2 separate regions of the Homo sapiens genome follow, and region 2 is linked to region 1. A link is a contact called in ENCODE Hi-C or POLR2A ChIA-PET data. All regions are on one chromosome and are shown on one strand. Each heading gives the region's core, a stretch centred on a gene start or an enhancer-like site at or near the end of the contact. The rest is flanking DNA. Distances are from core to core; before and after follow the strand shown.

Region 1 (3,657 bases), core at 13-2,512:
ACTTTCCTCATTCTTTAAATAGAAAGGCAGTGGGTTTTTTGTTTGTTTGTTTTTTGTTGTTTTTTTTTTTGTTGTTGTTGTTTTTGTTAATCGTGGCGATGGTTATTTATTTATTTATTTATTTTGAGACGGAGTCTTGCCCTGTCGTCCAGGCTGGAGTGCTGTGGCGTGATCTTGGCTCACTGCAACCTCCACCTCCCAGGTTCAAGCGATTCTCCTGCCTCAGCCTCCCGAGTAGCTGGGATAGATTACAGGCGCACACCACCACGCCCGGCTAATTTTTTTTTTTTTTTTTAAATAGTAGAGACGGGGGTTTCACCATGCTGGCCAGGCTGGTCACGAACTCCTGGCCTCGTGATCCGCCCGCCTTGGCCTCCCATAGCGCTGAGATTACAGGCGTGAGCCACCGCGCCCGGCCTGGTTGTTAATTTTTAAAACTGCCTTTCATTTTTGCTTTGCCATTTATAGCTCTGTAGCCTTGCACAAATGACTTCACTTCTCTATGAGTCATCTGTAAAATGGGGCTCTTTGTGAAGACTTAACGATACCACGTGTACAAAGCACTGAATACAACATGCACATTAAGCTCCCCGAAATTGAAACTCCTATAAAATAGGAATCGGGGATTCTCAAGAGCAGGAGTTCTGACTTCAGCAGAGGAACCCAGAGCTGGTGGGGAAAGCAGACGTGGCTGTGACATCCCCAGGGACACTAAACACATCCTCCCAGCCCCATCTTCCCCGCAGAGTCCCGCCACCGGCCCGACCCCTAACTTGCTCCAACCACCCGCCGACGCCCGCAGCCCGCTGTTTGGGGGCCGCCCCCTGCAGCGCCAGGTCCCCGCGCGGACTACAGTTCCCAGCGTACATCTCGGTCGGGGGGTCCGAGGGGCCGTCCTGCCTCAGGGATAAGGTCCAGGCTGCGTTCGCGGCTCCGGGCAGTCACAGTCATGCACGCAGCTCCTATTTTTCGCGTTGCTAATCGCGTCCGTTGCAGTCCAACCCATCCTGGGCCGCGGCCCCCACAGGGTCTGTGAGGAGCGCTTCCCCCCGCCCCGGGCGCCCGCTACGCCGCGTCCGAAGGAGGGGCCGAGGCCGGGCTCATCTCCCCGGGAGGACTCCTTCGGCTTCGTGGGGTGTCATGTCCATTGCGGCCCGAGGCTGGCCGCGGGGCTCTGCTGGAGGGCGCTGAGAGCCGGGCCCCGAGGCCGCACGGCCGGAGACTACAACTCCCAGGAGGCACCGCGGCGGCGGCGCCCACACGTCACTCGGGCCCCGCCGGTGGCCCGGGGAAGCAGCACGGGCGGGGGGCAGGGGCTGGGGCCGACCGGGAGGCCGGTGCCAAGGATGGGGGCCGCCCGGCTGCCCCGCGCGTGAGGAGGCCGAGGGGCGCGCCACCCCGGCCCGGGGCGGCCGCCCCAGGGGCCCCGCCACCCCCGCCCGGCCCGGCAGTCGTGGCCCGGGATGCGGAGCCGGGGGCCGCCGGTGGAGCTGCGCGGGGTGAGCGGCGCGGGGAACGGGGACTGCCTGCCGCCCTCGCCCTCGTCCCCCACCGGCGGACCCCGGCGGGCATTCGAGAGCCGCGCGGCCAGGCCCTCTTAGCCCTCTGCCGTTTGGGGGGCACGGGTGAACCTGCCGCCCCACTCCCACCCCGCCCCGCCCCGCCCGTACAGCCAAATCGGAAGGGACGAGCCTGCCCTTTGAAAGGGTTTTTTTTCTTGCTCCTGCGGAGGGCGCCCCAGCCATGGCCCTCAGGAGCTCCCTAGACCCCGCAGGGACTGCCCTCCATCCCGGCCGCCGGGGCCCGCCCTCTGCATCCCGCGGGCAGCCTGTGTGAAGCGGCCTCCCGCAGCCCCCGGCCCCTCCCCCATGGAGGAGGAGGAGGGGGCGGTGGCCAAGGAGTGGGGCACGACCCCCGCGGGGCCCGTCTGGACCGCGGTGTTCGACTACGAGGCGGCGGGCGACGAGGAGCTGACCCTGCGGAGGGGCGATCGCGTCCAGGTGCTTTCCCAAGACTGTGCGGTGTCCGGCGACGAGGGCTGGTGGACCGGGCAGCTCCCCAGCGGCCGCGTGGGCGTCTTCCCCAGCAACTACGTGGCCCCCGGCGCCCCCGCTGCACCCGCGGGCCTCCAGCTGCCCCAGGAGATCCCCTTCCACGAGCTGCAGCTAGAGGAGATCATCGGTGTGGGGGGCTTTGGCAAGGTCTATCGGGCCCTGTGGCGTGGCGAGGAGGTGGCAGTCAAGGCCGCCCGGCTGGACCCTGAGAAGGACCCGGCAGTGACAGCGGAGCAGGTGTGCCAGGAAGCCCGGCTCTTTGGAGCCCTGCAGCACCCCAACATAATTGCCCTTAGGGGCGCCTGCCTCAACCCCCCACACCTCTGCCTAGTGATGGAGTATGCCCGGGGTGGTGCACTGAGCAGGGTGCTGGCAGGTCGCCGGGTGCCACCTCACGTGCTGGTCAACTGGGCTGTGCAGGTGGCCCGGGGCATGAACTACCTACACAATGATGCCCCTGTGCCCATCATCCACCGGGACCTCAAGTCCATCAACAGTAAGTGGTGTCCTCTCCCCAAAATTCCTTCCACAGAACCTCTCAAGGCCAGGCCTAGGTGGTGGGAAACAGGGTGAGGGACACCAGATGACACTGTGCCTGGAGTGAGAAGGGGCAGCAGTATGATACCTTCAGGGTGAAGGTGAGGTAGGCCTTGCCTGCCTTAAGGGAGAAAAAGGAGGCTCAGAAAGGTTGAAGGACTTACCTGCCTCCCAGGCTGCAGAGTCACAATCGCTCAGTAAACATGTATCCATGAACACCTGCGTTCCCTGCATGAACAGGACAGATGCAGTGCCTGCCTTCAAGGTGCTTGCCATCCAGCCATGCTGCCAGAGTCCACCAGGCAGAGACAAAAAGAGCCTACCCCGTCTGGAGTCAGTGTCTCTCAACCCCAGCACTATTGGCACTTGAGGCCAGATCATTGTTGTAGGGGCTGTCCTGTAAATTGTGAGTTGCTTAGCGGCATCTTTAGCCTCTTCCCACTAGATGTCATTAGCATTCCCTGCCCCCTCTCCCCAGCTATGACAACCAAAAGTGTCTCCAGGCATTGCAAATGTCCCCTGGGGGGCAGAATCACCCCCAGTTGAGAACCATTTCCTGGAGTCTTCATAGGCCGAGCTGGCCAAGGCAAACTGGAAAAGATGAGGGAGGAATTAAATTGATGTGGCTTATATAAAAGCTTCCAGGCTGCCTGATAGGTTCTCCAAAGTTGATTGGTTGGTTGAATAAATAATGGAGCCAGGTAGAAGGGAACATTCTGCAAGACTCATTTCTAGATGGAAGAGCTTCATGTGGTGTCAACAAGTATTAATTGAGCACCTATTAAGCAGGAGCCCAGCTGGGAGTAAGACAGCCATGGTTTCTGCCCTGACAGTACTCACAGGCTAGCAATTTCATTCATTCATTCCACAGATATTTCCAGAGTGCTGTGTGCCAGACCCTGTCCCAGGGATACAGCAAGAAAAAAAAAATCTTACATTCCTGGCTCTCCCATTCGTGCTGTGCCCCATCTCACTCCCTTTCATTTCTTCATTCATTTGTTCATTCTTCCATTTGGTATTTACCAGGCCAGATCATGTGCTAAGCAAAGGCATCAGCAGTGGAGAA
Region 2 (3,891 bases), core at 99-2,598, 170 kb after region 1:
TTTGGGAGGCCAAGGTAGGAGGATCACTTGAGTCCAGGAGTTCAGCCTGGGCAATAAGCAAGACCCCGTCTATACAAAATTAAAAAAAAAAAAATTAGCTGCGGCTGGGCGCGGTGGCTCATGCCTGTAATCCCAGCACTTTTGGGGGCCTAGACGGGCGGATCACGAGGTCAGGAGATCGAGACCATCCTGGCTAACATGGTGAAACCCCATCTCTACTAAAAAATACAAAAAAAAAATTAGCCGGGCATGGTGGCGGGCGCCTGTAGTCCCAGCTACTCGGGAAGCTGAGGTGGGCGAATTGCTCGAACCAGGGAGGTGGAGGTTGCAGTGAGCCGAGATGGCGCCACTGCACTCCAGCGTGGGAGAGACAGAGCGAGACTGCGTCTCCAAAAAAAAAAAAAAAAGCAGCTGGGCATGGTGGCACGTGCCTGTAGTCCCAGCTGCTTGGGAGGCTGAGGCAGGAGGATTGCTTGAGCCTGGGAAGTTGAGGCCGCAGTGAGCTATGATCATGCTGCTGCACTCCAGCCTAGGGAACAGAACTCTGGCACTAAAAAAAGAAAAGAAAAGAAAAGAAAATAGGCTTACAATAAAAAGCAATCTTGACCTACCCCAAAATCCCACTCCCTTGAAGACAACCACTTCTGCCCTGTTGCTTCTCTCAGTAATACTCCTTTTCTGCAGTTATCTCTTGACTTCCTGCCATGTGTGTTTGGGGGAGCTTGAGGGAAGAGGGTGTCCCTGTCTCATTGAGAGAGGTGCCACCCTGCCGTGAAAAGAGGTGCCACCCTCTGTCAATTAGGAGAGGAGGGATGAGAGAGGAAAGGGGTCTCCAGTGTATTTCTCCAGCCGGGGCCTTAAATCCCTCTTGGGAGATATGGGATGGGGTGGATCGGAAAATAAATTTTTTTAAATCCCTACCAAAATATCAGCTGGCTTTTTTTAAAAAATCAAATACCAAAATCTAAATAGACTCCAACAGAAAATTCACCATCTCCTCTGACCTTTTCTTCCCATCTCATGCTGTGAACTGTCTTCTGTTGACTTTATCGCTACCTTTCTTCATTCTGTTATTCAACCATGATCTCTCCGTTTCATTTTATAAGCGTTTTATTAATTTCATTTATGTATTTATTTTTGACTAGGTAATGCATGTCCATGGTACACAAATTCACAAGGTTTGTAAATGAGAAAAGACGTGAGGTTCCTTTTGTTCTTTACCTGTGGCCTCCCTGCCCTACACGGGGACTCTAGGGTGGAATGTAGCAAAGCCCATCCACCAGCCATGTACTACCCCCCAACCCGGCCAGGCTGGAGCGACCGTGTCTGGGGAGCCGAGCCCCGCTTCTCGCTGCGGTGAGCCCGGACTGGGGCACGCACTGCGCAGACTCCCCGCTGCAGTGGGCGGAGCTCCCACAGGCCCCGCCCCCTCCTCCCACCCTCGTTCAGCCTGTCCAGACAGAAGCTGGGGCCCACCGGAGGTAGCTGCAGACGCCTGAGAGCGAGGCCGAGGCCCCTCAGGGGTAGGTGGGGGGAGGCTGGCTGGGGGGATGGGCAGCGGGGTGGCAGGGAGGCCCCGATGATCCCTGGCTGAGCTGTGTGGTGTGGGGGCACCTGAGGGCGGAGGAGCCACCTAGAATATACCCCCTGTCCCAGGGCTGAGAAAAGCCAGGCACAAAGACCTGGGGCTCCGCTGACCTCATCCAGCGCTGCCTTTCTTGGGGTGTCTACAGGTTGGAGGAGGGAGAAGGGGGCTGCTAGAGGGGAGCTGCGTGGGTGCTGATGGGGGCAGGGTGGGCACTGCAGAGTGAAGAGCAGGCAGCAGAGCGTTGGATTTTGAGGGATTTCGAAATCCTGCTGACCAGTGACCAGCTTCCTCTTTTTGGGGTGGTGGGCAGTGTGCCAGTGGCCCCCATGATTATGAATAGCCCCAAGACTAATCACTCTTCTGTGATGTCTGTCCCTGGAAAGCGTAGAACACCCCACACAGTGCCCACTTTTGTTCTGCCAGTTTGGAGACCCTGACACACCCACCTTCTCACCTGGGCTCTGCGTATCCCCCAGCCTTGAGGGAAGATGAAGCCTAAACTGATGTACCAGGAGGTAGGTGGATTGGGGGGCTCAGCAGGGTGGAACTGGGTACAGTGGGGGTGGGGGTTCCCAAGAGCCACCTGTCACCCCCGTTGTTGTCCCCATCCCCAGCTGAAGGTGCCTGCAGAGGAGCCCGCCAATGAGCTGCCCATGAATGAGATTGAGGCGTGGAAGGCTGCGGAAAAGGTAGGAGCCCTCCGCCACCCTCGCTCTGTCTCAGAGACAGGCTGGGCTGCCCCCCTCGGGCTGGCTGACCACCTCCTCCTCCCCACAGAAAGCCCGCTGGGTCCTGCTGGTCCTCATTCTGGCGGTTGTGGGCTTCGGAGCCCTGATGACTCAGCTGTTTCTATGGGAATACGGCGACTTGCATCTCTTTGGGCCCAACCAGCGCCCAGCCCCCTGCTATGACCCTTGCGAGTAAGTGGGGGGTGCTGCAGTTGGTGGGGGAGGGGCCTGCCAGACCAGGTACACTTAAGCACACACTAAACAGGGCCTGCACTCAGCCCTACCCAGCGCTTGCGACAAGTGAGGAGGTTGCAGGCTCCCAAGTGCTCGCCCGCCCCCTCCTCCTCCACACACATAGTTTCTATGGCAGCCACAGCGTCATCTTCTGTCAGGCCTGTGAACAGACACAGCATCTTCCACCCACATCTGTGGACCCACACACACATCTCAATACACGACCTTCCTTCCACACCTCTAGACAGACACGCAGAGGATCATGAGTCCAGGCACGCATTCAAATACACACAGTTTTAAAAAATTTTTTTTAAAAGAAAAGAAAAACTCAAATACAGTTTAGCTGGGCTTGGTGGCTCACGCCTGTAATTGCAACACTTTGCGGGGCTGAGGCGGGAGGATTGCTTGAGCCCAGGAGTTCCAGACCAGCCTGGGCAATGTAGTGCGGCTCCATCTCTACTAAAAGTAAAAAAAGTAACCAGGCATACTGGTGCACACCTGTAGTCCCAGCTACTCAAGAGGTTGAGGCGGGAGGATCGCTTGAGCCCAGGGGTTCGAGGCTGCAGTGAGCTGAGATGGCGCCACTGCGCTTCCAGCCTGGGGGACAGGGCAAGACTCTGTCTCTAAAAAAAAAAAAATACAGTCTATCCAACACACCCATGGACGGACAGCTGAGCACTCACCTCCCAGCCCTTGCTCTCCGGCACCGTATGGCTGATAGCATCCCCCACCCCCCAGAGCAGTGCTGGTGGAAAGCATTCCTGAGGGCCTGGACTTCCCCAATGCCTCCACGGGGAACCCTTCCACCAGCCAGGCCTGGCTGGGCCTGCTCGCCGGTGCGCACAGCAGCCTGGACATCGCCTCCTTCTACTGGACCCTCACCAACAATGACACCCACACGCAGGAGCCCTCTGCCCAGCAGGTACCTGCAACCTTGGCCCTGGCCGGCAGCAGGGGCAGGGGGTGGGAGGCAGCGGGGGCTGTGGGGAATGAAGGGGTTTCTCCTGCAGCCCAGGAGACAGAGGGGTGTGTCTCACACAGCAGATTGGACACAGGTGTTTGCAAGCAGCTGTCGTCACGTGGCTCTCTGGACTGGGGGCGTTTGTCACGGTCATCTGTAGGCCTCTGAATGTCAGGGTGCGGGTTTGGTTACAAGGGATTATTAGGCTGGCAGATGTCACTCACCCACAAGCTGTCCTGACCCAGTCACACAAAGAAAGGGAAGAGTGGAGTAATTAACAGCCCAGCCTCAAGACAGGGGCCACCTCCCAGCTGTGTGACCCCAGGCAGGCCACCTCTTCTCTCCAGCTTCAGTTTCTTTATCTGTAAAATGGGGCCAAT

Evidence for each region. Hi-C counts contacts between places; a loop is a spot of excess contacts on that map. ChIA-PET counts read pairs that join two places held with the same protein, here RNA polymerase II (POLR2A). Pooled maps may share reads with other maps.
Region 2: a loop to region 1 is called in a pooled map, with 3 times the contacts of the local background. The contact joins the enhancer-like site here to the promoter of MAP3K10 in region 1. A Hi-C loop is called at or near these places in 2 of 50 pooled maps. POLR2A ChIA-PET finds 5 or more read pairs at or near these places in 5 of 52 experiments (HepG2, WTC11, activated CD4-positive, alpha-beta T cell and 2 more).

Annotation. Positions count from the first base shown.
Region 1 is chr19:40,190,164-40,193,820 of GRCh38, forward strand. MAP3K10 (mitogen-activated protein kinase kinase kinase 10) reads left to right here and starts at 1,263. Exons shown (of 10, transcript NM_002446.4): 1 at 1,263-2,550. The coding sequence starts at 1,869. RefSeq lists an enhancer at 491-730 and silencers at 891-1,390, 1,661-1,960.
Region 2 is chr19:40,364,408-40,368,298 of GRCh38, forward strand. It overlaps PLD3 (phospholipase D family member 3), which reads left to right. Exons shown (of 13, transcript NM_012268.4): 2 at 1,311-1,523; 3 at 2,012-2,103; 4 at 2,203-2,277; 5 at 2,366-2,508; 6 at 3,289-3,472. The coding sequence starts at 2,077. Among named protein-coding and RNA genes, the nearest start is that of MIR6796, 3.5 kb to the right of the region's middle. RefSeq lists a silencer at 3,539-3,704. Within about 2 kb of position 1,349, at least 11 of the 41 ENCODE cell types and tissues checked have a DNase peak (open chromatin) inside an H3K27ac peak, as active enhancers do.